Linked DNA regions of Homo sapiens: region 1 is linked to region 2. The links are chromatin loops, found by intact Hi-C in ENCODE. Cell type or tissue: CD4-positive, alpha-beta T cell. All regions are shown on one strand. Links, peaks and the distances in the headings refer to the core of each region. The heading gives the core; the rest is flanking DNA.

Region 1 (3,518 bases), core at 533-3,032, 860 kb before region 2:
CAGGGAATGTACATCCCAACTCATAATTTCCTTCAATGTTAAAACATGAGCCAGTTGCCTGTGACTTTATTCCTTTCGTGCATTCGTGAGTTTACTATCAAGGAAATACAGGTAAGCTCTTCACGTTTATGTTTTCACACTCTTAAAGGCAACTCTGATTCTGATGTTTTAGGCTTTAGTCCATGTTTATCCTGTCTTCTAATTGTTCTAATTTTATGCATGTCTATAATAGTTGTCTTATGTTTCTAAATTACTTTTTATCTTTTTATGTTTTATAGCTATACCCTTTTTCATGATTTTTAGTGCATTAATGCCTGGGAGTGACAGCTGTTTACAATTCAAATCCCACATTCTGCTGCGAACTCTCCTCCTCTGTGTCCGGAAGGTTCTATCCACTTTCCTTTTGTGCATTTAGTTATTGGCACTGCTCCTTCTCCCCTAAAAGAATTCTAAGCAATTACACTTGCTCCATTTCCCTTTAAGGACTCGAACTCACTTCTCCCAGCAAGTCACACTGGCTTACTTGGTCATTGATCTTATGTTTTAGTCTCATTTCCGAGAACCTGCTCATCTGCGGTTGCCTTGTGTGTGTTGGAGACCTTCTCAGAGATGGGGTCATTTTGACAAAGTCACAGAGCAAAAGCCATCACACATCAAAGCCAGGGCTCCTCTGATGCTGAGCCAGTGGTGGGGCCAGGGCTTCTCCGATGCTGAGCCGGTCCCTTTATCCCGTACCCCATCCTCCCTGTGTGAAGGGCATGTGAGACAAAGCCCTTCCAAGTGCAGGACCTGACTCATAGCTCTGACACCTCTGCTTCCTGGGCCGTGTGTGGACAGGCACTGTCTTCTTGAGTGTAGACTGTGTGTTTTTCATTCTTCCATCTGCGACCCGTGGACCTGGGCGTGGGCGATATGGCTGCATTGAGCCTCTAACTGGCTTTCTTATGATAATTATTTTTATTTTTATTTTTTTGAGACAGAGTCACGCTCAGTTGCCCAGGCTGGAGTGCAGTGGTGTAATCTCAGCTCACTGCAACCTCCGCCTCCCCAGCTCAAGCCATTCTCCTGCCTCAGCCTCCTGAGTAGCTGGGATTACAGGCACCTGCCACCATGCCCAGCTAATTTTTGTATTTTTAGTAGAGATGGGGTTTCACCATGTTGTCCAGGCTGGTCTTGAGCTCCTGACCTCAGGCGATTCGCCTGCCTCGGCCTCCCAAAGTGCTGGAATTACAGGTGTGAGCCACCGCGCACGGCCTACAATAATATTTTTAAAACGGCTTTCTCCTATTTTCTTTGGCCTGTCTAAACTTAAGTATCCATATTTCTGTTTTCTGTGTTTGGATATATATATATATATATAATATTTTCCCCATTTTCTCTCATTTTCCCTCAATTTCCTAAAATTTGCCTTTTTCCTTTTATTTTCTTATGACATTATTCTTGTCAAGTACAATTGCTTTTGAATACAAAGTATTTTGGTTTATGATGTTCATGATTTGTCCTGAGATCCTAAAATTTTTGAGGAGAAACCCTTGTCTTCACTTCTAAGACTATTTTATTTTAGTTCTTTTCTCTGCATCCCCCTTAACCAGCTAATAACATTTTGTCTTGATTTCATAATATGATAGGTTTTCATCTTTGTGACTACCATGTGGTCACTTTTACTCACTAGGCTTTTGAACTCAATTTAAACAGAATAACTTACCAGTGCAAAATATGAGGTTAGATGAGTAAGTTGGAATCAAAATTCTGCCATGTTGGGCAAATTATTCACCTACATATTGTGAAGTGTTGTGTTATTTCTCCTTATTTATTCTTATGGGGTCTTATTAAAATCTTAGCATTTGTTAAAGAAAATAATATTCATCATTTAAAGACCAGACGGTTCAATCTAATGAATTTTAATAACACAACAAATTAAACCACGTTTGCCCCATTCTGTAAACAGCGCTGCCTGCTTTTCTGTCCTGGCACAGTGTCCAGGCTTGGCCACGAGGGGGCACTTGAAACCTGCCTTTCGGTGCCTGGTCGTCGTCCCCTGAAGTGAAAAGTTGCCCTTCCGGTTATTTCCCTTCCTGTTTGTCTGCCTCCGGGGTGTGTGGCTTCATTATCAGATCTCAGCAGCTTATGAACTTTAAAAAGGGTAATAAGCCCTGTGAAAACCCCCTTTGTGCACGTTTTCAAAAATGTATTTAACATCCAAAAAGAATGTTATGACACTCACTGTCTCCACGAGTGAAAATGTGTGTGCACATTGTGTGTGTGTGCATGTATGTGTGCATCCATACGTGTGTATGTATGTATGCATCTGTGTATGTGTGCATGCATGTGTGTGCGTCTGTGTATGTATCCATATGTGTGTGTATGTGTGTGCATGCATGTGTGTGCATGTGTGTGCACGTGCATCGCTTGCATGTTTTCTTGTGTGTGCATATCTGTGTGTGTGTGTGTGTGTCCCGGATAAATAAGCCATCAACTAAGAAGGAAACAGGCTGGCCTTTGTCTAGGGCCTGCCTTACATCTGCCGGAGTCCAAAGTCCACAATTCTTCCCTTTCGATTTCTGCCTTTTCCATAACTGGCACTGACCAGCAGAAACAGAAATGTGTTGTGAGGTCACCACCATCACCTTTCTGCTCATCCACACGTGTGCTGGGGTCTGCTGCCGGCAGCGGTGTGGCAGGACTCGGCGGTCTCTTGTGCAGGTCTGCGTCTCAGATGAATGAGGATGAAGTTTTGATTAGATGCCCTCTCCGTTCCCTGAAACTCTGGAATTCTAGGCCTGTCTCTTTTTCCTGCTTCCTTCCCTCCCTTCCTGCTTTCTTCTCTTCCTTCTTTCTTTTCTCTCCCCATCCCACCCTCCCTTTTCCCTTTTTCTCCCCCATCCCTTTACTCCCTAAATGAGTGTCTGAGGGGCCGACCACAGTGCCGTGCTGTGTCCTCTGCGAGTGTGTATTCAGAACTACAAGAAATCACTTTGTTCCTTCTCCTGTGTACTCACGGAACTTGATTCTTGCCCTGAGAAGAAGGCAGGAACCGGACACCTCCATCACCCTCTCTTTTTACACTTTCCAACGTCAGGACAGCACCCTTCCCTCCACTCCCACCTTCAGACTCTCAGAGGAACAGGCCATCTTCAGCTTGCGTTAGAACCTCTCCTCTACAGCCAGGACCCAGGTGTTTTCACACATTCCCCAGGGTTTTCTCTCCAATCAGCTTTGCGCCCCATCCCTCATGTTCACATTCCATTTAGAGAGGAAGCTGCACTGGCCCTGAGCCCCGCATTGCCTGGTGTTTCCCATCACTGCTCCACTGACCTTCCTGTCTCCTGCCGGGACGGTGGCTGTGGCCCCCGAAGCTGGGCTCCTGCCTTCCCTTGCCCCCCACACCCTCCTCGAGGCTCCAAGAGTGACAGGCTGTGGGCAGCCTCAGTCCTCTCCCCTCTCCATCTGCTTTCAACCAGGAATTAATTCGAGCAGGAACACCGCAGTGAACCCTTCCTGGCAGAATAGGACTGTGG
Region 2 (3,518 bases), core at 613-3,112:
AGTTAAGGGAAGTAGCTGACAATCTCACCAAAGCTCTATACAATTGCAGATGAGTTAATTCTCTAAAAGTTAACTGAGGTGCTACCACTAGAAAAAAAGAAATGGAGGCAAGACAGATAAAATCAAGAGATGGTCATATTGATGAAACAGTATGTCTTAAATTTTCCTATGCTCCAAAATAGGGAAATTAACAGCTACCTTAAATTAGAAATAACTAAGTGAACAGTTTCCTCAGGTACATTTAGTGAGCATTTGTAGAGTCCTTTCTCAATTTCTTCCCAATTATTGTTCTATTCAAATTTCTCACCTCTAAAAGAATCAACTTTAAAGATAGCTATAATTGATCACATCCATATCAAATACTAATAATTACTTTGGTCCATGTCCCCTCACTCCCAGATTTTAACCTATATACCAGGTGCACCTATGTGTCTCCTCATTTTGAGTTCAGGCTCATTGAATTTTAAAGACCACTTCAGACCTCAGATAGGCAGTAAGTTTATAAAAGCCACCCTTGTCTGCCTCAATATATAGAAATTTTTCTTTACTGTTGGTGACCTGTTACTCAGACTCATTGCCAAGAAATACAGCATAGTGTTTGGGAGTGTGAAGTTTTAAGTCCAACTGATTTAGGTTTCTAGCCCTGCTCTGCTCTTTTTCTTAGCTGTGTAAACTTGGCCTGTTTGCTTTTCCTCCTTTATTTAGTTCGTTCTTTCCTCTGTAAAATGTAGACACCAGGGAAACAAGAACCTGAAATTTCGCCATTATTTTGAGAATTCTCTTTTTAAGAGTAATCTTAAAATGTTTTAGGGTCTTCAAAAAATTGTTTTGCCTGTCATCTCTATCTTCATCCTATTATAGGTCCACGAAGTAAGTACGAAGAGAAACCAGTATAGGCCAATTGGACCGAGTACTAGCATACAGGTTCTGGTCCCAGCTCTATCATTACAGCTTTGTATCCTTGGGCAAACTAATTTTCTGTTAAAGTATCAATAAAATATAGAGTCTTTAATACATTAACGGTTTTCAAAGCCTAATCATATAGAAATACCTGTTATACCACCAATAAAACTGAATAATGACCCTTTCCATCAATATCAGTAAGTTTTGGACAGGGTATTTTCAACTTAAGTTTTTTTCTCCTGTACATTCTTCAAATATCCAGACTGCTGATGTTTTAAAAACCCAAAACATGGCACTATTCTGCCTGGTTTATCAAATTATTTTTTTAATACAACACACTCATTTTTCGCTAGCAAAACTGCTTATAATGGCACTAAATACACTAACATACTGTGTTTTAGTACAAAGCAATAATACTCAGAGTACTCTCAGGAAATCCGCAAGCTGAGTAAATTTGAAAAGAAGATCTTGTAACCACCCTTCCAATCGACTTATGTAGGGTTCTATGGCCCTAATTAAAAAACAAGAAAACTTTAGCACTCAAGTCCAAAGGGGACTGCCCAACTCAGTCTCAGGCTTCAATTTCGCATCTGGGGAAAAAAGAAACACAAAAGGGAGATGCTGCCTCCTTGGCTCTGGGGGTGGTGACGGGAGCGGGGCCCACTGGGGAGCGATTTCACTTAAACGGTCGGACATAGCCGTCTCGGGCCCCTAGCAGTCTCCGCACTCACTGCCTCCTTCTCGAACATGCTAGGCCTCCTTTCTTTCCTAGGCGTCACCGGAGCCTGCTGAGGGGTCTGGTTCGGGGTCTGGATGGGGCTCGACTTCACGCCTCGGCCTCGCTTCTCCATCTCGCTCTGTTCTCCAAGACGCCCACCGCCTCCCCTTCACCGCCGGCGGTCAAACGCCCTAGCCAGTCCCGCGAGGGCGGAAGTCTCCCACCTGCGCCTCGTACGGTAGGAAGTGCCCGCCAGGGCTCCAAAGCGCCTGGAGGAGGGGCGCGCAGGCGCCTGCGTCATTCACGCGCGCCGCAGCGGGGCACCGGAAGTTATGGAGGTAGGGCGGGTGTAGGGCCCGGTTCGATCCCGAGCTAGGCAGGGAGTCGGCGCCAGGCTGGGTGGTGCTCGGCTACGCGGAGTGGGCGAGCGAGCACGCGCCTGCGGTGGCCGGCGGTCCCGCGCTGGAGGGCGCTGGCGACGTCGCGGCCCTGGCCTCTGTGGCGGTATCGGACGCTCGGCCCTGCAAGACGCCTGGCGGGCCCTGCCGGCCTCCCTGGGCCAGGCTCGGTTTCTCCGTCGCCTCCTGGCCCTGAGCTGGAACGCGGCGGACGGTCAGGGAGGGCTGTGCGCGGTGGCGCGGGGGCGGAAAGCCGCAGGTCGGGCTCTCACCTGACCGTGGCTCGTTCCTAGAAGCGCAGTTTCCTAGTCGCTGCCTGTAGGGTCCACACTCGGACAGTAAATTTGTGTTCATCGCCGGGCGTGGTGGGGCCTGTGGTCCCATCTACTCCGTAGGCTGAGGTGGAAGGATCGCTTTAGCCCAGGAGGTGGAGGCTGCAGTGAGCCGAGATCGCGCCACTGCACCCCTGTCTGGGCGACGGCGAGACCCCGTCTCCAAAATGATGATAACGATAACTACCATTTTTGAGTACTATGTGCTAGATGCTTTTCATGTGTTATCTGATTACTGTAGCCCTACCAGGTGCAGCCTGGCACCGTTTTATTTCACTTAGAACTGAGATTCCGATAAAGTAACTTTTCCAAGGCAAGAGGTAGTCAGAGGCTGAGGAATGATTCAAATTTAAGTCCAGCTCCAAAGCACCGGCCCAGTGTAGTCTGCAGAGTTCCAGCCCCATAGAGCCACATGGAGGATGCGAGTGACAATCGCCAATCAACAAATAGTTGATGTAGATTTCTTTAGTGATGACTTAATTGTTAGGGCCTGCTGGGATTGTTCGAAAACCAGGGCTGAGAGTGGAAAGTGCAACTTCTGGGTGCAGGAGGAGCAAACAGGGCAACTGATAGCAGTTTCCACATTAGGAAGCTGCCCAGAGCTAATTATGACTGTCACAACACAGCCCCCCCTTAACTCAACACACCAAAATAAAGAGCTTCGGTTCCGCTTTAGATCCTGAATTTGACTTCTTTGCAGGTTTATACGATGGTCTTAGTGTCATGTGGGGTAATTGTGAGGATTTCGATTGTATTTAATTCTCCATGGAAAACCAGTACGGTTTGCTACTTTTTACATGGCAGGGAAGGCTAAACTTTACCTCTGCCCATCTTAGTTCGGAGTGACCCCTTTAACAAATGAAAGGATAACAAGAAAAAAGTTTATTCTTGGACAGAGTACACATCACAAGGGATAAACCTTAATGAGAAGTAACTTGAAATGGTGGCTTAGAACTACATTTGTATACCATCTTCAACAAAGAACTGTAGATTTGCAGAGAAGTGACAGGACACAGGAGAGCAGTTTTAGGCTTCAAAGGGCAGGAAATTGGGAAGGTAGATACATATTCGGAAACTAATGGAGTAAGAATTGTTTGCAGATTCCCCTGGTACCTTAACTGGTCTGGTAAGTCTAAAGTTATCCCCAGTAAAGAATTTATATCCTGT

What was found. A loop is a pair of places that touch in the nucleus more often than their neighbours do. Peaks named below come from ENCODE experiments on the same cell type or tissue, not always from the same donor. Only the 100,000 strongest peaks of a DNase experiment are listed, where the experiment ranks them.
Region 1: a loop joins it to region 2, with 5 times the contacts of the local background. A loop is called at or near these places in 3 of 110 quality-filtered maps.

What each region holds. Positions count from the first base shown.
Region 1 is chr6:168,893,211-168,896,728 of GRCh38, forward strand. No RefSeq gene overlaps it. Among named protein-coding and RNA genes, the nearest start is that of LINC01615, 270 kb to the right of the region's middle. In CD4-positive, alpha-beta T cell, for the core only: a CTCF peak has its summit at 1,989 (motif pointing right); a DNase peak (open chromatin) is centred at 2,031; H3K4me3 peaks cover 401 bases.
Region 2 is chr6:169,749,705-169,753,222 of GRCh38, forward strand. It overlaps DYNLT2 (dynein light chain Tctex-type 2), which reads right to left and starts at 1,868. Exons shown (of 4, transcript NM_174910.3): 1 at 1,635-1,868. The coding sequence starts at 1,754. It overlaps ERMARD (ER membrane associated RNA degradation), which reads left to right and starts at 1,918. Exons shown (of 18, transcript NM_018341.3): 1 at 1,918-1,959. The coding sequence starts at 1,954. In CD4-positive, alpha-beta T cell, for the core only: no CTCF peak of the experiment used is centred there; a DNase peak (open chromatin) is centred at 1,927; H3K4me3 peaks cover 1,940 bases; H3K27ac peaks cover 1,888 bases.